3 separate regions of the Homo sapiens genome follow, and all the other regions are linked to region 1. A link is a loop called in an ENCODE intact Hi-C map of the cell type or tissue named here. Cell type or tissue: mammary epithelial cell. All regions are shown on one strand. Links, peaks and the distances in the headings refer to the core of each region. The heading gives the core; the rest is flanking DNA.

Region 1 (7,913 bases), core at 1,275-6,274:
TTTTCCTCTTTTTCCTCCTAGTTATTTGAGACTGTTCATTCACCAGGGAGGAGTCTCTGAAAATTTCGTGGGAATGTTTCTGAGGTCTTTCCTTATGTATAGAACACTTTTTCTTTTTCTTGTCAGAAACTGGAGTGTGGATTTCAAATCTGCTTGATTCTCCTTCCATTTTATTCCTATATGGAAATGTGACAACAATGGTTTATTTTTGCTTTTTTTTTGAGACGGAGTCTCACTCTGTCGCCCAGGCTGGAGTGCAGTGGCGCGATCTCGGCTCACTGCAAGCTCCGCCTCCTGGGCTCATGCCATTTTCCCGCCTCAGCCTCCCGAATAGCTGGGACTACAGGCACCCACCAGCACGCCCAGCTAATTTTGTTTTTGTATTTTCAGTAGAGATGGGGTTTCACTGTGTTAGCCAGGATGGTCTCGATCTCCTGACCTCATGATCCGCCCACTCCAGCCTCCCAAAGTGCTGGGATTACAGGCGTCAGCCACCGTGCCTGGCCTATTTTTGCATTTTAAACATAGCCTCAGCGGAAAAAATCACAGCAAAATGAAATTGTATGACAAATGACAAGCCTGTAGTCATGATTACAAATTTCAGATTATTCTAGATACACAGGTGGCTCACTGGAATTCTCTCTGTCTGGTCCCACTGCCTTTATGATAGAGAAAAAAAGAGTTAACAGAGAACAACAGTGCCTTGCACCATAAGGCCCCTGTCCCCCACAGCCTCACCTCTGAACTCGTCTTTCCAACTCTGCGTTTAAGCCAAAAGCAGCTTGTTTTGCTTCCTCAAACGTGCCATAACCTTTCCCCCCCAGCTCTCCATGAAATTCTCTCCACAGCCTCCCCACCCTCCTTGCCTCCTGCCATCCTTCAGAGCTTGGTTTGAAGATCAGTTCTTCAAAAAGTTTTCCCTGATTCCTTGGGCTTGGCCTGATTCCCAAGTAATATACTTTCATATTTAAAAAAGAAACATTTATTTAGTCATTTACAGGCTGTCTTCTCTGCTTTAAAAAAAAAAGACAAAGAAAAAAGAAAACAAGGAAGAAAAAGATGGTTTATCTGTCTTGTTCCCCTCTGTGTTTGTACCATGGAGAAGCCATTAGACTCCATTCGAGTGCAGGATCCACAAAAGGGCTTCGCAGTGGGGATATCAGGTATCCACTGACCTCAAACCAGAAGTTGGCCTCTTTGTGAAAGAAGTTGGATATGCCTTGTTAGTGTCCAACAAAGAGCGGACGTTCTGCGATACACTGGAATAAATTTCACAAGCCACTAACGTTAATACTCACATACAGGGTGTGTGCACTTGGAATTAAAATACAGAAATATAAATGCACTTTCCAAAAGAGATGATTAAAAATATAATTTTGCAAACATGTCTTATTGTTCTCTTTGCTCTGTATTGCTTCTGGGTTTCATTTTTTTAGATTTATCTTTGGCTAAATGACACATTTACGTCGTACAAAAATAAAAATGATCTTCATATTTCCTCTCCTTTTTTACACAGAAGGTTAACATCTATATATTGTGATCTGCATTTGCTATTTTCACCTAACAACATAGATCCTGGAGCTCTCTCTATATCAGCGGTCTTTAAAGTCTCAATGCTAAGCACATTTTCTACAGAAGCTACCTAATTTATCCGGGGTAGTAAATATCAGCTGTATTAGACAAGGAATATGTTACTCCCCCAAGTCTAACACACCTACTTGCACTGCCACATCCTCTCTCTCTCTGTCTCGCTGCAACAAAGGAAGTGTCCCTTCTGTCAAAGGCTATTTCCTTCCGTTATAGGAAGGAAAATGTGTGCTGGCTCCCAACCCTCTCCTGCCTTCTCAGAGAGATGGTGGTCTCTCCGTATCTTCTCTCTCATCTCTCTCCTGTATCTTCAGCCTGCGTTTTCTAGCAAAATGCCAACAATATTTAATCTCCTCTAACTTAAAAAAAAAATGCAACTGTCGTTTAACCCTAAAGTCTCATCCAGCTGTTCTCTTTCTTCCCCTTCACAGCAACATTTCCTGAAAGAGAAATCACTCTTTCCATTACCTCACCTTTCATCCACTTATTAACCCACATCCTGGTAGCTCCCACCCCACTACTCCACTGAGACCGTTCCAGCAAGAGTGCCTTTGTTCTTAAAGCCACAAATTTCAACAGACACTTTTCAGGCCCATCTTTTAGGACCTCTTAATAAATCACAAACAGAGCAAAGCCGATTATTTCTTTTTTTTCTTTTTTTTTTGAGACGGAGTCTTGCTCTGTCGCCCAGGCTGGAGTGCAGTGGCGTGATCTCAGCTCACTGCAAGCTCTGCCTCCCGGGTTCACGCCATTCTCCTGCCTCAGCCTCCCGAGTAGCTGGGACTACAGGTGCCCGCCACGACGCCAGGCTAATTTTTTTGTATTTTTTAGTAGAGACGGAGTTTCACCGTGTTAGCCAGGATGGTCTCGATCTCCTGACCTTGTGATCCAACCGCCTCGGCCTCCCAAAGTGCTGGGATTACAGGCGTGAGCCACCCACTGGCTGATTTCTTTTCTTTTCTTTTTTTCTTTTTCTTTTTTTGGAGACAGAATCTCGTTCTGTCACCCAGGCTGGAGTGCAGTGGCACGATCTCGGCTCACTGCAACCTCCGCCTCCCGGGTTCAAGCGATTCTCCTGCCTCAGCCTCCGGAGTAGTAGCTGGGATTACAGGCGCAAGCCACCAAGCCTGGCTAATCTTTGTATTTTTAGTAGAGACGGGGTTTCGCCATGTTGGCCAGGCTGGTCTTGAACTCCTGACCTCAGGTGACCCACCTGCCTCGGCCTCTCAAAGCGCTGGGATTACAGGCGTAAGCCACAGCGCCCGGCCTTGATTTCTTTAAATAACATTTCCCCTTCCATCAGTTCCTTTCCTTCTTTTTTGTAAATACTTCCTAGGCTGCTCTCTGGTCTCTGGAGCCCAGTACAACCTTCTAAATATATAGTCTCTCCCTGCTAAAAACTTTTTAGGGTTCCCCTGTTATTCTTAAGATAAAGTCAAAATCCTCACAGACCTGCAAGAGTCTTCATTTCTTCATAATCTAGCCTAGAGATGGACAGAGGTAAGTCCATGCCCACCTCTCTACCTCTCACTTCTCTCTAGGTTTCAGAAACCCTGCTGTTTTCAGTTCCTAGAATACACTACCTTCCTTTTCGTCTCAGGAACTTTGCAAAAACAGCCCATTCCATCAGGAAAGCTCTTCCTCCGCATTACCTTTCTGCCCTTTAACTGGTCCAAGTATGAAAGCCACTTTCTCAAGAGGACCTCTCTAACTCCTTAGCCGGTCTCATCTTTCTGGTTAACAGTGTTTCCCAACAACCAGCTGCTCCCCATTGCACTTTTGGCAGTTATAATATGATCGGCTTCTTGAGGGCTGGAATCCTGGCCATCTTGCTCCCAAATGGCTCCCCAGTCAGTGCTCGATACATATTGAGAACGGATATGCATTTATCCCCCCTTACTCAGAACATACACTTCCCGCTCTGCAGGTACGTGCCCAAACCTGGTCCCGGATTCTCTCACCGCCTTTGGGGTGCGAGAGAGACCCCGCTCTGCTCCCGGGTGGGCGCTCCAGGGCTGAGACTGGAGGAACTAACCAGATGTGAATTCTGCATCTTCTCACTCCCAAAGACCCAAGCCGCGGCCGGGCGCGGTGGCTCACGCTTGTCATCCCAGCACTTTGAGAGGCCGAGGCGGGTGGATCACCTGAAGTCAGGAGTTCGAGACCAGCCTGGCCAACATGGTGAAACCCTGTCTCTACTAAAAATACAAAAATTAGCTAGGCTTGGTGGCGGGCGCCTATAATCCCAGCTACTCGGGAGGCTGAGGCAGGAGAATCGCTTGAACCCAGGAAGCGGAGGTTGCAGTGAGCCGAGATCGCGCCACCGCACTCCAGCCTGGGCGACAAGAGCAAAACTCCATCTTTAAAAAAAAAAAAAAAAAACACCCAAGCCTCAGTTTCCCCGAGATAAGGCCTGGGGCAAAGACCGCGGCCTGGAGACCTCAGGCCAAAAGGCGGGTCTCCCAGAAGACGGGGAAACCCACCACCCCACGCTGAGTTTTTACGCGCGCATTTTGAAAAACAGAAACAACAAAGGCGCTTTCAACTTACCCTCCGAAAGCGCCGCCACCTTTCTCCCAACCCGGAAGTGCTGCTGTTGAGGAAGCGGAAGTAGTAGTGCGTCGCCTTCCGGCCCCCTCGGCGTCACGCTGCCATGGTAACACGGCTGCCGCTAGGCCTTGGAGGCGCGCACATTTGCCTACCCATTTTCCTTCTGGGTCCTTTAGACGTCAGGTGGGGTAGAGAGTGCTCCTGAAACGAAGAAAGTAGGACAGAATCCCCCTCCATTGACGTACTAATGCATGCGTGCATTCCATTTATTCCAGTTTTTGGTGAACTCCAGGAACAACTTGGGAAGACAGATGACAAATCAACTAAGATAATTTCAGATTATCTTGTAAGGAAAATAAAACAGGGTGACGTGATGGAGAGTGACTAGGGGACGGTGGGTGCTACTTTAGATGTAAGAGAGGGCTCACTGAGGAGGTGACATTTGAACTGAGTTCTAAATGGAAAGGGCAGGCAAAAAATCTAGGCAGAAGAGTGTTCCAGGCTGGAAGTGAGTGCAAAAGTCCTGAACTTGGTTGCTGGAGGACCTGGGACAAGGCCAGAGCAGCTGGAGCACAGAGTGAATCCACACAGTGAACCCACAGGGTGACAGACAGGTCGCACACGCCCAGCCTAAGTGAATGCATGTGAATGCAGGGGAGGGGGTGGGAGAGGAAGTCAGAGGTCTGCAGGGGCTATCTGGTGCAGAGGCTGATGGATGTTAAGCTTGGATGAAGTCTCAGAAGTTTAGAGTTAGCAGGAGCTTTGGAGATCTATCCCAGTCTTCCCATTTCAACAGAGTCCTGAAGAGACTTAGCCAAAAGGGCAGCTTTAACCTGGCCATCAATTCGAGGCCATTATATTTACCAACCAAACGTTTAACCTTTTTGGATAGTGAACATATACGATATAGGCAACAAGTTTTCTCACTTAATCCTTGTAATGAGGTATTATTAGCCCCACCTTGTGGATGAGAAACCTGGGTTTACAGTAACTTGTCCAAGGTGACTTAAATGGGCCAGCCAGAAATCAGACCTATGCTCTTTCTACTACTCCACTATCTTGCCCCTCACTGTTCCACCTGACTTCTATGTGATCTGCCAAGTGGCTTTGATTAAAAAATGCACAAACTATGCTTCCGTGAAAGTCTGGAAGGGAAGCAGGTTGGAGAAACGATGAGCCTATGTATGTACTCATGTTGCCATGCAAGGGCTGCTCTGGGATGTGGACGTGCAGTTGGAGCTCCGTCTGGAGAAGTCTGTAAATGTGGTGTTGTCCACTGTTGATATGGAAGGCCTTGAAGTCCAGGTCCGTCATTGGTGTCACGTGTTCTGTGGTGACCCCACTTACCCAGAGCCTTGTGGTGCTAGTGATGCATGAATGAACCCACAAAAGGCTGGCACTAGAGGAGAGATTAGATATCATCCAGTATCGATTCAGGAAAACTCCAATAGTGGTTTCCAATCCTCCTCCAACTGCACCAATCACCTGGGAAGCTTTTTTTTTTTTTTTTCAAATGCAGAGTCTCAACTTTGCAATGGATTTTATATTAAACACTATTGTATCACATTAAAATCTTCGGACATGATAATGACATTGTAGTTACACATGGGAATGTCCTTGCTACATGATGACGTACTTAGGGTTAAATATGGTGTTGACAGATATTTTTCAGGTGATTCTGTAATGTGTGTATGTGCATGCTCACAGAGAGAGAGCAAGAAAATGTGACCAGTGCTGGGGACGGGTGAATCTGTTAGTCCAAACTGCACCATTTTGTAAGCCCCCTGCCATTTTGCAGACCTTGCTTAAAGTGAAACATTCCACGGGGGTTCAGGCAGTGAGAAACAGCCTGCCTCTTATCATATTCTGCTGGGAGAAAGTGACAGGAACATCACGTTCCACCAGAACAAGGGCCAAACTGCCTCATCATGGGAATACCTTATCAACATCTTCCCGGGCAGCAGGCCATACCCACCGGGCCCCTCCCCGCCCAGGCCTATAATTTCTCCAGCCTGTAAGCAGCGGTAGGCACTGGCATTAAGCTGGTCTCCCACCTCTGTAGGTCTCATGCTGGACATAAAGCCTGAATTTGCTGTAGAGCCGCCACTCTTTCTTTAACCCTCCCCTTCCCTTCAAAATCTAACCGAATCTAGGTGAAGCCTATATGTATTTTCATTGTATTCTTCTTTCGACTTTCAACTTTTCTGTAGGTTTGAACTTTTTCACCAAGTTGTGGGTGGGTGGGTAAGGGGATTTTTAAAAATGCAGCATCTGGCCTGGTGAGGTGGCTCATGTCATTATCAGAGCAAGACTCCGTCTCTTAAAAAAAAAAAAAAAAGGAGAGCCTCAGATGCCATTTCCAGATATTCTGATTTAGTGAGTCTGGGGTGAGTCCTGTGAATCTTCGTTTTTCTTTTTTTGGCACATGGTCTCATTCTGTCATCCAGACTGGAATGTAGTTGCCGAAACACGGCTCATTGTAGTCTCAACCTCCTCAAGTGATCCTCCTGCCTCAGCCTCCCCCATAGCTGGGACCACAGGTGTGTGCCAGCACACCTGGGTAATTTTTTTAATTTTTGGTAGAGATGAGACCTCACCATGTTGCCCATGCTGGTCTCAAACTCCTGGGCTCAGGCCATCCTCCCTCCTAGGCTTCCCAAAGCAATGGGATTACATGGGTGAGCAGCCAAGCCCAGCCCAAATCTGTATTTTTCAATTTCCCTTCATTCTGTTGCTTAAATTTGGGAACCATTGATGTAATCCAACTCTAGCGTTTCCTTGTCACCCATCTCACAGGAAAAAAAGAAAAAAAGCCCTTAGGATCCAAGAGGGTGACTTGCCCGAGTCCTCCCAGTGGGTCAGCATCAGCATCAGGCTTGGAATGCATTTAGTGCTCTGTCTCAGGTGTGTGTGTGGCGCAAAGAGCAGAGGTGGGGAGGGGTTGTGAGTGGAATGGGGGTGAGCAGAGGATGGAGTCTTCGACTTGGAAGACAAATGTAAATGACCCTCTATGAGCCACGCCGCTTTGAACGCAACCCACTGGAGATTCTCGGTTCTCCTGTATCGATTCAGGAAAACTCCAAACAAGTCCACACTGGTAGCCACCAAGAGTTTCTTGAAAGAAAAGTACAAGCCGAGCCGGGCTCTGTTGGCGTCCCGTCGCCAAGGAGACGGGCCGTTGCATTCGTCCTCCAGGGGTGGTCTTGGTTTTCTTTCCTCTCCCAGTCTGCAACGCGGGGCCCAGGAGACGCCCTGAGGATCCCGCGGGGCTCCTGCATTGCTCCGGGGCTCTTTGCGATGAGGGGCCGGCGCGAGCGGGGCGCGCCTGGCTCCGGAGGGGTCCTGGCATCTGAGTTTCCCCCTCAGGATCCCGGTGGTGCGGCCCGGGCCGCCCGGCAGGCCCTTCGGAGCTCCAGGCTGTGCCCGACGTGGGGAAGCGCGCCCAAACCAGCCCGCGGGCCGGCTCCCCGGCGACCTCAAGGATGCCAGAGGCCAGGAGCTCCGGCCCGGACCTCACGCGATGGAGGAAGCAGCAGCAGCCTGTGCGCCGCACGGTCAGCCAGGTCTGCCCGCCCCCGCGGCGGCCCCTGACCGTGGCGGACATCCGTTCCGGCATGGAGAACGAGCGGCTGGGGGTCGTGCGGGACTCCATGTTTCAGAACCCTCTCATCGTCAAGGTGAGCACCCCACGCCCACCGCGCTTTCGCTGTCGCCGGCTCCGGGCACCTGCGCCGCCGGGGGTCCCCACCCGCAGCGCCCTGGCCCCGCGGCCCGGG
Region 2 (7,913 bases), core at 1,487-6,486, 230 kb after region 1:
TTGGATTCTAGAAACTTTCCAGTCTGCTTCTTCCCACTGCGCACTTTGCAACTAGTTAATAGGGGTTTTGTTGTTGTCGTTGTTGCTGTTTTGCATTAAGTCAAAGAAACAGTTCATGTATAGATACAGCCAATGTAGGGCCTTTCCTCAAACAGAAATTGGGAAGAACAATGCATGACTGCAACGTAATAACCCAGATTCTGATGTCTGTTTAAGTTGATTACAGTGCACCCACGAGGCAGCAGCAGTCCAGGCCCAGGCCCCTCACAAGTGAGTTTTCAGAGCCGACGCCAGTGAAGTGGGGCTCATGCAAGGACCCTCCCTCCTCACGCAAATGCTCTTCCACCACCCTGCAGAGTTCCTCCCCAAAAGACCTACTTCCTCCTTTCAGAAGAGGTGGCGTTATCACTGAGTTGTCTCCTTTCTAATGCGGGATTAAAAAGGGAGTCACGTAAATGCGGGCACACTATTTTTTCCAGACAAGATCATCACAGCAGATGATGGTATTTGTTATGTCTTTAAAATATACCTGACTCCCTAATACTTCGTGCCTTTGCTAATCACTGTTTTCCCTTCTCAATTTTAGCTTTATATCTGAGCCCTTCATAGCAATCTACTTGAATGTGTTATTAGAGAAAAATGAAGAGAGCAGAGAGAGGCACCTCTGCTGTTAACTCTGGCATTAGACAATTATCATTGGGCTCTGCAACTGCTGTCACTCATTTTTCTTAGGAAGAGGTCATGTTAAAGTGAACGAGCATGGGGGAACATCCAGAGAGCTGCGGCCAGGAAGGAATGGGAAAATGGAATTTGTAGCTCTAGAATGGAAGGAAGAGGAAAAGAAGTGTGAAGCGACTGACAGGCTGTTATGGTGTGGTGACTACATTTTCTATTGTGGGGTTACAACACAAAATTCTGAAGATGCTTTCTGCATGTACACAAATTCCTATGACAGAGAAAAGCAGCCACCAGCAGCATTATGACGGGCTCCCAGCCTGTGAGAACAGGGTCAGGGAGGAAAAGGAAACTGGCTGCGCCAGCGGGCTTGCATTTTACCTTCCCCAGGGTTCCTGGTACACCCGCCCTGGTGGGTGTCAGCCTCGATGCTGAAAGGGCAGCAAAGAGAGGCCAGCCAGCCTCCAGCTGAGGGAGCTCAGAACTCAGCCGGAGAAGCAGCGCTGGGTGAAAAGTGACTGACTGATCTATATGAGACTTCTTTCACTAATAAGATACAATATGCACATCTTCCTTAACAAATAAAAACCACTCTTTCAACTGACAGATTGTGTTAAGATAAAGAACACACTGAAGAAAGGAAAACCCAAACTATTATTTTGGCCCCCTGACATTACAACCAGGAGTAGTTTCCTGCCTCCCCCAACACTGAAGGACACACAGCATGTTTTCTGAATGAGCCTCAGTCCGTAAGTGTTCACACTAACAACCTTGAAAGAGTTTTGAAAAGTCTTACTAGCATGAGAGGCAGAGTTCTGCGGATGGGAGACGGGGCAGGTGTGGTGGGGACAGCCACACACGGCTCCTGCAACTGAGTGGGCTGCACCCCACAACAGGCCCCCAGGCTGCCTGCTAGGATGTTTTCATTCCAATGAAGAACGTAGTGCTTTTTTCTAGCACTGTACTTTAGGGGAGAAAAGTGTTGCAGTTTTATTTGATGTTTTACATAAAACACAGGGCTGGGCAAGGAAAAAGAAATAAGACTATCCCATTTACAGCGAGCTGGGCTGTGTGCTCATGGCACACCAAGTCTAGAATCCAGGGCTTTACGCAGAGGTATGAGGTGCTGAACTGTGACACACAAGATGGCAGCTGAATGTCCTGGCTGTGAGTGTAGTGTGGATTTCAACTGCCTCAAAATCATTTCCCCTGGGTTCATCTTCCTGGGGGAGGGAAATTGTGTGATGAGTAAAAAGCATTATTTCTTTAAAAGACAAATCAACTTTGAAGATACAAACCATTAATTGCAAGAAATAAAAGTTGTGAATAAGAGTCCTTTCAGAAGCTGCGAAGATGGTGCACACTTATCTTGCAGCAGGAGAAACGAAACGCAGCTCTCTAAAAGAAAACCAAGTACAACACATCGTCCTATGACTTAGTCTGGCAACGCAATGAAAACTGTCATGTGCTGAGGATATTAAAGGTTTTAGTTTTTGCCACTGGCTATTCTGGGACTCATTTAGGGATCACAAGGGTTAATGGCTCTTCGTCAGCTTACAAGGCCCATTCACTGTAAAAAGCGACAGAAAGTTAATTAGGTGAGACCAGCCGAAACCCCATTCAGGTTTCTGACTCACTTGATTTTGTGAGAAGCCAACGAGTTGACATATTCTGCCTCCGAAGGAGCCAAAATGAGCAGGCTGCTCCCATGGCAGCCAATCCGGGCGGTTCTTCCAATCCGGTGGATGTATTCTGCAGGTGAAGATGGAGCGTTGTACTAAAAAGGGTAACAAAAATGAAGGCATTCATAGATCAAGGGACTGCCATTAATTGGAAGTGCAATACTCCTCACCTGCCTCCAGGTATCCCAAGAATTAAATCCTGGTGCTATGGTTACCCTAACACAATCACAAGGAGAAGTCACCCAACCCTGAAACTCCTGGCTTCATTGGAAATAACAAGGCTCCGACAAGCAAATGTGAACAGTGGCCAAGTTTCCGATAAACGAGACGTCTTCTCATCCCAGTATCTCCTTTTTAATTTTACTTCTCCACAGGTCTCTTCATTTTCTTATTTGCATCTTTTCACTGTGGTGACTGGATGAGGTGAAAATGTAGGCAGGTGGGGGTAAATTTCTCCAGGATGACCACATGACCTTGGCCTACTTCCTTGGTAGACAAGGCCACAGGGTGAGGTGTCCAGAGGACACTGGAGGGTGTAAGGATGAAGGGGCTCCCTGCTCTGTGGGCAGGGTCTACCTCTGATGCCAGGCCACCAGGAGCAGGCCCCAGGAGCTGGTCCCCACCAGCCTGCAGCAGCCCCACTCAGTCCTTCAGAATGACGGCCATTCTACAGAATGCGGGCAGGTGAGGGGCAGGTTCCCTGCAGGTAGGGACATGCTTCTGCTTGCACGGAGAGCACTGCCAACTCAGAGAAAAGAGCAGACTCTATCACTCATTACAATGGATAATGCAAAGCATTGTATGTTTTCTTTGGCAATAACTTTGTCATCATTAAAGCTAATTGACCATCCACTCATTCTTCCCTATGTTTTCCCTTTGATGCTACACATATCAGAGAGATGAGGGCCAAGGTCAATATAATGTATGGGAGGCTAGGCATATTAAATGAATCAATATTCACAATATAAGCTCTAAATGATCAATTCTGTATGTCTGGCCTCCCATACATTAAAATTGTCATTGCCTTATCTTCAGTTCACTCTGTGGCCAGCAGGAAAGAAGACACAATGCCTCCAGTTCTAAAGTGATCATCTGCAGTGAGCAGATCAGACATCCTGGCCAGTGACAGGCATGCAATCCCACTAAAATGTGAATAAACCATGACTCACGTCAACAGGGCATGTCCCCCAGCCCCGACACAAAAGGGCTTAAAAATACCATTCTGTAGACTAATGAAAAGAAAAAACAAAACTAAAACCACCAGACTCTAGTGCTAACACCTGTACCCTCTGGCAAAGCGTCTAAGGCTAGAGGTATGTGTAAGATGCTGTCAGGAACTTAATTGCTCCCTGCAGGTCAACGTACACGGACACGGCTCTCGGACAGCTGAGCCATCTCCTTCTGGACACAATGAGGCCTCCCAGGGACCGAGGTAATTCCCATTATTTTCAGGTTGTTGAAATTTTGGTTTGTGACACGAATTAGTCTAGAAGCAGGAGAGCCTGCCACCTCCCTCTCGTGAACGCACATTCTGGCTGTTTTGCTGCAGTGGTGAGGTGGGCTGGGTTAAGGAAAGATGTCAGGGGAATTGAACAGATAAGGCTGGTTTGCTGCCTGGTTACCAGGGCAACACCCAAGAGGATAATAATAATTATTCTACTTAAAGCCAATGCATCTACTCATGATCATATATTCCTGCCTAAAGCTTACACCTTAACAACTAAAAAATTACCTGAACAATCCACGTGACTTGAGGGAGATCTAAGCCCCGAGCTGCAACATCCTTTAACAAAGAAAAGAATATGGTTTAACACTGAGTTTCTGAACCTTTCTGGGGTCCTGGATATGTTTGATAATTTAATGCAAACTCTGAGAGTTCACCCGCCCACAGTACATGCACATTCGGGCATACACGTATATGCCCAGTACGTGTACACACACACACACACACACACACACACACACACACACACACACACACACACACACAGTCCTGCATACAACTTCAGGGGGCTCAGGGACCTACTGCAGTCCTCTTGTGGTTAAAAATTCTGATTTAGGGGCAAATTCTACAGAACCCATTGATGAGGGAGTCACAACACCCTTTGCTAAAAGAATCCACAGGTTAGCCTAGGAACTTAAACAGTAATTATCAGTTGTGTAATGTAAAGAACTCTGAACTCTTCTAGCATGTTTTATTGATTTACATTTTATCTGAAAAACCACTTGAGGAACACATTCATGGATTATCACCCCCCGCCCACAACCATGAGCAACGCCTAACAAGCTGGCCTTGAGGTGTGTTCTGGAACATCTCCCCTCAAGGCATTCGCTGTGGGAGTGAAGTGCAAAGTATTTACTTAGGATTTTGCTTTCTGGCCTCAGAGAGCAGCAAGGATCTAGTAACCCCCTACCCCCATCTCTTCAGGTAGCTGGATTAGAATACAGGCCAAGCCCATTAATCGCTTCAAAGATTTAGCTAGATAGCTGAAAAACTATAAAAGCAATGGAGATTTATTTTTTAATTTTATGTATCTTTTCAACTAGTCACCACCCAAAGAGCAAAAATTCTCTACTCTCTCTAGTCTCTCACCATTCTAGCAGACCAGAAAGTGGGAATTTCCCTGACTTTAGCATACATCTGTACTCAGCATTCATTCTTCAAGAATAACAGTCGTAACAAGAGTGTCCCAGCCAACATTTACTGAACACTTACTACCCACCACACACTGCGCTGAGACCTTTACCTGCGTTATCTTGACTAATCCTCAAAACAACTATTACCCCCATCTGACAGATGACAAAACCAAAGTTAAGAGAGATAAAGTATTTTGTTCGGGGACACACAGCTGGGAAGTGGAAATAATCCTCGAATCCAGGTCTGCTTTGCTTTTTCAAGGCCATATTATATTATACCGCATTCCACCATCAAAAATGATCCCATGTCCCTCATATGCTGCTGGTGGGAATCCCTATGGCAGGGAATTGGGTAGTATCTAGCAAAATTACATGTGCATTTGCTCTTGACCCAGAGCAGTATCACTTCTAAAAGTCCACACAAAAAAAGATACACTGACAAAAATACAAAATGATATAGGCATGAGGCCATTCATTTCAGCACTATATATAATTTGTAGATCTAGAAAAAAACTGTCAACCAGCAGAAGACAGGTTCAATAAAATACAGCAATATCTCATATAACAGAGTACTATACAGCTATAAAAAGAACAAAGATTTCTATATACGGATATGGAGACTCTAGGATATATTTTGAGTGTGTCTAGTATGCTTGTGTAAGAAGTTGGGAAAATACAAACATATTTGCTCATATTTCAGTAGGAAATAATGGTGGGAAGAACCCCCAAAGCTTAAAAAAACAGTTATCGCCAGGGGAGGAAAAGAAGAGGAAGGACAGGATAAAGATGGAAGCTACACTTCCTTTAATGAACTTTGATACTTTTGACTCAGACCGAAGTGTATTGGCATAATTTAAAAAGATAAACAGCTGTCACTATAGGAAACACAGAGTATCACTTATGACATATTCTCGCCAAACAAAATAAAACCTGAAACCTAGAACCTAAATCTAATCAAGTCTCTAGATCCAACTACTAGTTTACAGGAAGTATGGGAAAGAGGAACATGTTGAACACCGTGAGGACACAATTAGCCAAATCCTGAATGTAGGGTATTCTAAAAGACAAATGATCTGGTTTCTTCAACAAAAAAGTTAAATAAAGGAGGAGTAACGACACCCAAAACACATTAAATAGGCAGATGGAGAACCAATACCATGATAGAGGCTCACAAAACCACCAACTGTGGTTATCTCTGGACAGAGGGATCTAGGGGGATTTTTACTTTTCTCTTTGTGTTTGGCTTTAACAATGAATTCTTATCATTTCCCCTACAATTTTTATTTAGAAAAATTTAAACCTACAGAAAAGTTAAAAGACTAGTACAATCTAGATGAAGGAGATACAGATGTAACTCCTTTACCTAGATTCTGCCACCACCAGTCTTTGGCCCATCTGTGTTCTATCTACGCATGCCCACGCACACACACACATATGCAAGCACATTTTTCTGAACCATCTGAAAGTAGGTTGCAAACATCATGACAATTTAACCCTAAATACTTTAACACATACCTCCTAAGTAAAAGGACACTGATCTACATAACCACACCACCATTATCACACCTCAGAAATTTAATGCTGAATAGCATTTTCTAATAAACAGTCCATATTCAAATTCTCCAACTGTACCTAAGATGTTTTTTTTTTTTTTTTTTTTTTTTAAAGATGGGGTCTCATTCTGCTGCCCAGGCTGGAGTGCAGTGGCACAATCACTGCTCACTGCAGCCTCAACCTCCTGGGTTCAAGTGATGCTCTGGCCTCGACCTCCTGAGTAGCTGGACGACCAGAGGTAAGTTCCGCCACACCCAGCTAATCTAGACTCTTTCTGCCCAGGCTGGTCTTAAACTCCTGGGCTCAAGCGATCCCCCCATCCCAGCCTCCCAAAGCGTTGGGATTACAGGCAAGAGCCACCACGCCTTAAGATGCCTCTTACAGTTGTTTTTCTTTCCTAAACTAGGATCAGATGGTAGGTCACGCACTCCGTTGTGTCTCTGTAGACTTCCTTAGTTTGGAACCACACCCCTGCCTTTGATTGACTTACTTAGTTTTTCGATGTCTGTCATTTTTTAAGAACATCAAAATGTTCCTGAGGACATCGGACAACTGGATTTGTCTAACTGCTTCCTCATGGTAAGGTTGCGGTTAGGCTTTCTGGCACAAACAACCTCAGGGTGGTGTGTGCTTCCCATGGTTCCATGTCGGGAAACACACTGGGGCAGTCTGTCCTGTATGGGTCCCTCTGTTGAGAAGGTGACTTTCTCCTTCGTAATGAGTAAGTAGCTGGGGAGTTACACTTTGAGACCATGCGAATAGCATGGTCCTGTTTCCTAAAACCTTTCACCCAAGGCTTTTAGCATTTACTGATGGCCCTTGTCTGTACTGTTACCTTGATGACTCTTTAAGTCTATCATTCCTTCCATCCATTTCACAGCTCTGGGATACTTTTGTAAAAACAGCCCACCCCCAACCTACTGTTAAGTATCACAAAGGATTCATATGTACATAGCTTTTTTTTTTTTTTTTTTTTTTGAGATGGAGTCTCGCTCTGTCGCCCAGGCTGGAGTGCAGTGGTCTTGATCTCCTGGACGTCATGATCTGCCCGCCTCGGCCTCCCAAAGTGCTAGGATTACAGGTGTGAGCCACCGTGCCTGGCCTGTACATAGCTTTTTTGAAAAACAATAATACTATGCAAAATTTCTATAAGAAACACACTCCCGGTGGGCGCAGTGGCTCACACCTATAATCCCAGCACTTTGGGGGGCCGAGGTGGGTGAATCACCTGAGGTCAGGAGTTCGAGACCAGCTTGACCAACATGGTGAACCCCATCTCTACTAAAAACACAAAATTAGCCAGGCATGGTGGTGCATGCCTGTAGTCCCAGCTACTTCGGAGACAGAGGCAGGAAAACTGCTTGA
Region 3 (7,913 bases), core at 1,487-6,486, 650 kb before region 1:
ATGTTAGCCAGGATGGTCTCAATCTCCTGACCTTGTGATCCACCCACCTAGGCCTCCCAGAGTGTTGGGATTACAGGCGTAAGCCACTGCACCTGGCTGAGGCATCCTTTTGAAAATCAACTACTTTTTTTAATAATAAAAAAATTTACATTGTGGTAAAATACACATAACGTAAAATTTACTATCTTAACCCTTTGTTTTTTTTGAAGAGGCAGGGTCTCCCTCTGTCACCCAGTGGTGTGATCATGGTTCACTGCAGCCTCAAACTCCTGGGCTCAAGTGATCCTCCTGGCTCAGCCTCCAGAATAGCTGGGATTACAGACACGTGCCGCTGGGCCCAGCTATCTTAGCCATTTTTAAGTGTGCCCTCCAGTGGCATTAAGCACACTCACATTGTTATGCAACCATCACCACCATCCATCTCCAGAATGTTTTCATCATCTTAAACTGTAACTCTGTCCCCATGAAACACTGACTCCCCATTTTCCCCTTCCCCAGCTCCTGGCAACCTACATTCTATATCCTGTGTCTACCAATTTGACTATTCTAGCACCTCATATCAGTGGAATCATCCAGTATTTGTCCTTTTGTGACTGGCTTATTTCACTTAACACACATCCTCAAGGTTCTCCTGTGCTGCAGCATGCGTCACAGTGCCACTCCCTTTTCAAGGCTGAATAATATTCCTTTGTATGGATGAATGGACCACATTTTGTTTATCTATTTGGACACTCGGCTTTTGGCTACTGTAAATAATGCTGTTATGAATATGGGTGTATAAATATCTCTTTGAAACTTTACTTTCAATTCTTTTGGGTATATACACAGAAGTAGAATTACTGGATCGTATGATAATTCTATTTTTAATTAATTAATTTGTTTTTTGAGACGGAGTTTCACTCTTGTTGCCCAGACTGGAGTGCAATGGCACAATCTCAGCTCACCGCAACCTCCGCCAACTGGGTTCAAGCGATTTTCCTGCCTCGGCCTCCCAAGTAGCTGGGATTACAGGCACCACCACACCTGGCTAATTTTTTGTATTGAGTGGAGATGGGGTTTCGCCATGTTGGTCAGGCTGGTCTTGAACTCCTGACCTCAGGTGGTCCACCCACCTCAGCCTCCCAAAGGGCTGGGATTACAGGTGTGAGCCACTGTGCCCGACCTTAATTAATTAATGTATTGAGGCAGGGTCTCACTCTGTTGCTCAGGCTGGAATGCAGTGGCATGATCCTGGCTCACTGTAACCTCAACCTTCTAGGCTCAAGCGATCCTCCTGTCTCAGCCTCCTGAGTAGCTAGGACTGACTATAGGCATGTGCCACTACACCCAGCTAACTTTAAAATTTTTTAAATTTAAAAATTTCGTTATGTTGCCCGGGCTGGAGTATGTTGCCCAGGCTGGGTCTCAGCCTCCTGGGCTCAGGTGATCCTTCCACCTTGGCCTCCCAGAGTGATGAGATTACAGGCATGAGCCACCACGTCTGGCAGATTATTCTATTTTTAATTATTTCAGATACCACAGTACTGTTTTCTCAGCGGCTGCATCAATTTACATTTCCATCAACAGTGCATCAGGATTTCATTTTCTCCACATCCTCATCAACACTTTCTTTTCTTTTTTTTTTCTTTTTTTTTTTTTTTTTTATGAGACAGAGTCTTGCCCTGTTGCCCAGGCTGGAGTGCAGTGGCATGATCTCAGCTCACTACAACCTTTGCCTCCTGGGTTCGAATGATTTTCCTGCTTCAGCCTCCTGAGTAGCTGGGACTACAGGCATGTGCCACCACGCCCAGCTATTTTTTGCATTTTTAGTAGGGATGGGGTTTCACCATATTGGCCAGACTGGTCTCAAGCTCCTGACCTCCAGTGATCTACCCACCTCAGCCTCCCGAAGTGCTGGGATTACAGGCGTGAGCCACCGCGCCCAGCCTATTTTCTGCTGTTTTATAATAGCCATCCTAATGGATGTGAGGGAAAGCCGACTTCTGAGAACTGGCTTTTGTTTTGTTTTGTTTTGTTTTGTTTAGTTTAGTTTTGTGTTTTTTGAGATGGAGTCTTGCACTGTCGCCCAGCCTGGAGTGCAGCAGTGCGATCTTGGCTCACTGCAACCTCCGCCTCCTGGGTTCAAGTGATTCTCCTGCCTCAGCCTCCCAAGTAGCTGGGATTACAGGCAACGGCCCCTACGCCCGGCTAATTTTTTGTATTTTTAGGAGAGACAGGGTTTCACCATGTTGGCCAGGCTGGTCTCAAACTCCTGACCTCCAGTCATCTACCCACCTCAGCCTCCTGAAGTTCTGGGATTACAGGCGTGAGCCACTGCACCCAGCCTATTTTCTGCTGTTTTATAATAGCCATCCTAATGGATGTGAGGGAAAGCCAACTTCTGAGGACTGGCTTTTGTTTTGTTTTGTTCTTTGAGATGGAGTCTCGCTCTGTCACCCAGGCTGGAGTGCAGTGGCGCGATCTTGGCTCACTGCAACCTCCGCCTCCTGGGTTCAAGTGATTCTCCTGCCTCAGCCTCCCAAGTAGCTGGGATTACAGGCAACGGCCACCACACCTGGCTAATTTTTTGTATTTTTAGTAGAGACGGGGTTTCACCATGTTGGCCAGCCTGGTCTCAAATTCCTGACCTCATGATCCTCCCACCTCGGCCTCCCAAAGTGCTGGGATAACAGGCGTGAGCCACCACACCCGGCCGAGGACTGGCTTTTTACCTCTGCAATGTCTCCTCCCCCCAGAACCCTGGTCCCTTAAATCACACAAATCTCAATGCTGGGAAATCTCAGCTCTGTCTCAACAGCGATTCCTCAGCCTGAGAGCCATCAATGGAAGCCTGGGGCCGTCTGGACTTTTCAGTGTTAAATATGCATTCTCTCCATGCTTGTGAGAGCCTGTTCTAGACGCACCTGGCCGGGGGGCTGCCTGCTGACTCCAGCTCCTGCTTTGTTCCTCCCCCTGCCCCCACCACTGGGAATTCCAGAACAACAAGGCCTCTTGCTCACCTGGATAGCGAGGAGGGGCTGAGAAGACGCCTGGTTGCTGGCTCCGGTTGGCACCCAGCCTTGTTCTTCTCTCTTCTGCCAACTGCTTTTAATTTTATACTCTCTTGTCTTATTTTTATGAGCACTTGTGAGACATGCTTAATTGTTTGTCTTCTCCCAGAACAAGGAGGGTATAAATAAATAAATGAGAAATTCACAAGAGAGTGGGCTGGGCACAGTGGCTCACGCCTGTAATCCCAGCACTTTGGGAGGCCAAGGCGGGAGGATTGCTTGAGCCCAGGAGTTCGAGACCAGCCTGGGCAACATGGTGAAACCCCTTTTCTACTAAAAATACAAAAAACTAGCCAGGTGTTGTGGCGTGCGCCTGTAGTCCCAGCTACTTGGGAAGCTGTGGTGGGAGGATCATCTGAGCCCAGGAAGTCGAGGCTGCAATGAGCCATGATTGTGCCACTGTCCTCCAGCCTGGGAGACAGCAAGACCCTGTCTCAAAAAAAAAAAAAAAAAAGAGTGGTCTGTGGATATAACTAGCAAGGTCTCTTCTACACGCGGACTTAATAAAAAATCGACTCTTCAAAGTCTCCAGGATGTAACCACCACCAGCCTTACAGGTGACTTCACATCCCCTCTTCCTCACCCACCAGCCCCGATGTGGGTGGCATTAGGACCAGCTCTTCCTCCCCAGGGCCCTGCTGCAGTACAGTGAGGTCTTACTGAGTGCTGTGATGTCAGCTTTTGCTGTCACATGGTGGCGCTGTGGAGCCCTGCGTGGCTTTCGGCTCCCCACCTCCTCGCTCCGGCTGCTGTGAATGAACTGCAGGTGCTGTGTGTTTTCTGCTTCTCCCTTCCTCCTGGAGATTCTTTCCTGGGCTTTTTTTCCTGCTCCTATGCCACTGGCACCTTGTGGCCGCCCCCCCCCCCAACCACCCTCACCTTGTCACAGTAATACTTGTTACTGTGTTAGTTCTTTGTTTGTTTTTTAGAGATGGGGTCTTCCTATATTGCCCAGGCTGGACTCGAACTCTGGGGCTCAAGTGATCCTCCTGTCTACAGGTGCATGTCACCACACCTGGCTAATTTTTGTATTTTTTGTAGAGACAAGGTTTCAGCATGTTGCCCAGGCTGGTCTCGAACTCCTGGATTCAAGCCATCCACCCGGGTTGGCCTCCCAAAGTGCTGGGATTACAGGCATGGGCCATCGCACCTGGTGCTTTTTAGTGTTTGTATTGAATAATATTGTTATCGATTTTTTTCGGTTAACAGAAAAAGTTAGAAGGAGAAAGTAAAAACCACTCCGAATCCCACAGTTCTGTGATAACCACTGTTAACATTTTGGCAGAGAGGCTTTCAGACCAGTTTCCCAGAGTACGCTCCCTGGAACACTAGCCCTGAGAAATGCTCCTTAGGGGGAAAACGTGGGGAATCCCTTAGTCAAAAGATCCCGGGAAGAGCCGCATTCTTCTCATTGAGCATCACACATCAGCAAAGTAAAGGCACAGAGTTCAGCTTTGCCCAAATCAGTGAGCCCCTCAGAATCTTCCATGGGAACCCCTGGGATTGCAGCTTGTAAAATGCTATTTTAAGTTCTTTGCTATGAGTGGACCCCATGTATATGCACAAGGCACATTCTTAAAAAAAAAAAAAAAAAGGTTTGGCCAGGCGTGGTGGGCTCACGCCTGTAATCCCAGCACTTTGGGAGCCCGAGGAGGGTGGATCACCTGAGGTCAGGAGTTCGAGACCAGCCTGGCCAACATGGCGAAACCCCATCTCTACTAAAAATACAAAAAACAAAACTAGCCAGGCGTGATGGCACACACCTGTAATCCCAGCTACTTGAGAGGCTGAAGCAGAAGAATTGCTTGAACCCAGGAGGTGGGGGTTCTAGTGAGCCGAGATCGTGCCACTGCACTCCAGCCTAGATGACAGTGCGAGACTCCATCTCAAAAAAAAAAAAAAGTTTTACAAAAATTAGAATATACCAAATAACCCTCTTGTAATATTTTTTCTACTCAATATGTTGGCATTTTTTCATATTAATAAGTATAGCTGTATATCATCAATATAGTTTTAAAATTAATTTTTGATAGTACATGCACATGAATAGAGAACCCAGAAAGAGAGCTCTACGAGTATGCCCAGCTAATTTGTTGACAATGATGCAAAAAGAATGCAATAAAGTGGCTCATGCATGTAATCCCAGCACTCTGGAGGCTGAGGCAGGTGGATCACTTGAGCCCAGGAGAGTTCAAGACCAGCCTGGACAACATGGTGAAATCCTGTCTCTACTAAAAAAAAAAAAAGAAAAGAAAAAAGAAAAGATTAGCCAGGTGTGATGGCATGCATCTGTAGTCCCAGCTCTCGGGACATTGAGGTGGGAAGATCACCTGAGCCCAGGAGGCGGAGGTTGCAGTGAGCTGAGATCTCTCCACTGCACTTCAGCCTGGGTGACAGAGTGAGATCCTGTCTCAAAAAAAAAAAAAAAAAAAAAAAAAAAGAAAAAACAATAAAAAGGAACGAACTATGATCTATTGATACATGAAACAATCTGATGAATCTTCAGAGAATTATACTGAGTGAGAAGAGTCATCCTGTAAAGGTAATATATTGTATTTTTCCATTTATATATAATTCTTGAAATGACACAATTGTAGAAACGGGAAACAGATTAGTGGTTGCCAGCAGCTAAAGAGGGGGCAGGAGTGGGAGAGAAGTGGGGTGGCTAGAAAAGGAAACCAGGGCGGATAGTTGTGATGATCGAATGTTTTGGATCTTGACTGTATCAGTGTCAGTAGCCTGGTTGAGATAGCTTTCTATTGTCTTGCAAGCTGCTATCAATGGGTAAAGGGTACCAGAGATCTCTCTGTATTATTTCTTACAACTGCATGTGAATCTACAATTATCTCAAAGTAAAACTTATTTTAAAAAAATCACAAAAGTATTTAGATGATGAAAAGTACATTTCTTCCCCTCCCTGGGAGCAACCACTGTGCTCAGTCTCTCCATCCTTGCTTCTAAAAGCTGTGCTGTATTTCTCTGGGTGGCTGTGCCATATTTTATTGGATCAATGCCATATTGTTAGATGTTTAGGTTGTTCCTAATTTTCACCATTACAAACTGTATTATTATGAGCATCCTTGTATATATCTTTGCTAGAAGTGAGATTTCTGGGTGGAGAAATATGTATGTGTGAAATGCTGAAATGTTGATACATGTGGCCATATTGTCCTCTACAAAGATTGTATCAATTTACACTTTGCCTGAGCGGTTTATCTTCTGACTCTAACAAGCTATTAATACTTTTCTTCCCCACTAATCCACACTTTAAATTAAGAAAGGGTACCACCAATAAAAATCTTGGAGAAACCTTTCTCTGTAGTATTACACACAAACCAGGGAGTCGGGATGGGAAACAAAGGCATAGCTTCCGTATTTATCGAATTTCTAAAAGGCAAATACATCACCTCATCGCATAGACTTTTTTTTTTAAACAGTGAAAGGAAAACGCCATACACTTTACAAGATCAACCATGCCTAGTTTTGTTATAACATTTCCTTTAATCTTCACCTAAAAGAAGCCTTCTTGAAATCCTTTCTATCTTCACTTCCACTGCTCTGAAAAATAAACTCTGTAACCTCTTATTTCCTAGAGAGGAAAAAAGTTGATTTTCACAGTCTAACATGCCCAGCTTAGAACGAAAAAAATTGAACAGTCAATGCCAGACGGAGCATGAGCTCCATGGTGGGGAGCTGTGTTCTGGACCAGAAAGTTCTGGTTGTAACTCACTGCACTGTCACTTATGGGTTAGGGGATTTTGGGCAAGTTATTTAAATGCTCTTAAACCTGTGCTTTTGAGTGTAAAATGGGGATAATAATGGTGATTGACCTTGTAAGACAGGGAATATATGCTTCTACTACAGCTTCCAGGAAGGATGAGCCAGGTAGAGGTAGGGGTCTGCAGAACATCCAGGCAAGAGAAAGGTCAGGACTGGACAGTGGAGCTCCTGACGGCCACCCAGGGCCAGCCATCTAAGCCACTGTCACCAAAGCCACTATAAGCCAGACATTTACTAGCTGTGTGGCGTGCACCACGCCATGCTTCAGTTGCTTCCTCCTCTAAATGAAATTGATAGTAGTACCTGACTTCTAACTTGTTACAAAGCTGAGAAGGGAAAGTCTGCAAAGCACTTAGTTGAGTAAGCAATTAAGGGAGGGTGCAATCTGATGATTCATGGAGGCAGCTGCTCTTGCATTTGTATCAATAAAAAGGCTGCTACCTCCCAGACAGGAGAAGCAGGCAGAGGCAGTTTTGGCCAAAAGACTCCAAACCCCCAACTCTTTCCCTGACTCAAATAACCTTAATGCTCTTAGAGTCTGCCTTTCTGCAAACTCCACAAATCAGAATCTGCACACACAGCTTTTTTCCTTTAATTAAAATAGCTCTTATTGCTTTTTTTCATATCACAAAAGTTATAACACATTTATTGTAGAAAAATGCAAAAATACAGACAAGGAAAAAGAAGGGAGGAAGGGGAAGCTACAATCCTATTCTGTAGCTTCGAACTAGGAAATTAAGTGTGTTTCATAAAAGGAAGAGGTCTAGGAGGACCCTCTGGGGTTTTGAAAACAATGAGCAGAAGCCAGTATGCCTGGGACTTCTCTGTACCTGTACTTCACCAGCATTATCTCAGTGAGACCCTACAGCAATCCTAAGTCCACCTGATCACAGCCCTAAGTCCCCTCTGCTCAGAGCTGCTGCCAGCAATGAGCCCGGCACCCCTCCCCTTCCTTCGTTGTCTCTGGGTTTTTATTTCTAGGTTGTTCTTAAAGTTTTTCTTTGATTTTTTATTTTTTTTCGAGACAGAGTCTTGCTCTGTTGCCTAGGCTGGAGTGCAATGGTGTGAGCTTGGCTCACTGCA

The links. Peaks named below come from ENCODE experiments on the same cell type or tissue, not always from the same donor. Only the 100,000 strongest peaks of a DNase experiment are listed, where the experiment ranks them.
Region 2: it touches region 1 in a loop (4-fold over the local background); 2 of 110 quality-filtered maps call a loop at or near these places.
Region 3: it touches region 1 in a loop (9-fold over the local background); 3 of 110 quality-filtered maps call a loop at or near these places.

What each region holds. Positions count from the first base shown.
Region 1 is chr9:132,402,653-132,410,565 of GRCh38, forward strand. It overlaps TTF1 (transcription termination factor 1), which reads right to left and starts at 4,188. Exons shown (of 11, transcript NM_007344.4): 1 at 4,138-4,188; 2 at 1-176. The coding sequence starts at 169. CFAP77 (cilia and flagella associated protein 77) reads left to right here and starts at 7,559. Exons shown (of 6, transcript NM_001282957.2): 1 at 7,559-7,814. The coding sequence starts at 7,620. In mammary epithelial cell, for the core only: no CTCF peak of the experiment used is centred there; a DNase peak (open chromatin) is centred at 4,199; H3K4me3 peaks cover 1,388 bases; H3K27ac peaks cover 944 bases.
Region 2 is chr9:132,627,952-132,635,864 of GRCh38, forward strand. It overlaps DDX31 (DEAD-box helicase 31), which reads right to left. Exons shown (of 20, transcript NM_022779.9): 15 at 4,090-4,140; 16 at 2,313-2,452. Among named protein-coding and RNA genes, the nearest start is that of DDX31, 38 kb to the right of the region's middle. In mammary epithelial cell, for the core only: a CTCF peak has its summit at 3,405; DNase peaks (open chromatin) are centred at 3,080 and 3,620; H3K27ac peaks cover 2,676 bases.
Region 3 is chr9:131,752,043-131,759,955 of GRCh38, forward strand. No RefSeq gene overlaps it. Among named protein-coding and RNA genes, the nearest start is that of RAPGEF1, 16 kb to the left of the region's middle. RefSeq lists an enhancer at 3,053-3,660. In mammary epithelial cell, for the core only: a CTCF peak has its summit at 3,747 (motif pointing right); a DNase peak (open chromatin) is centred at 3,739.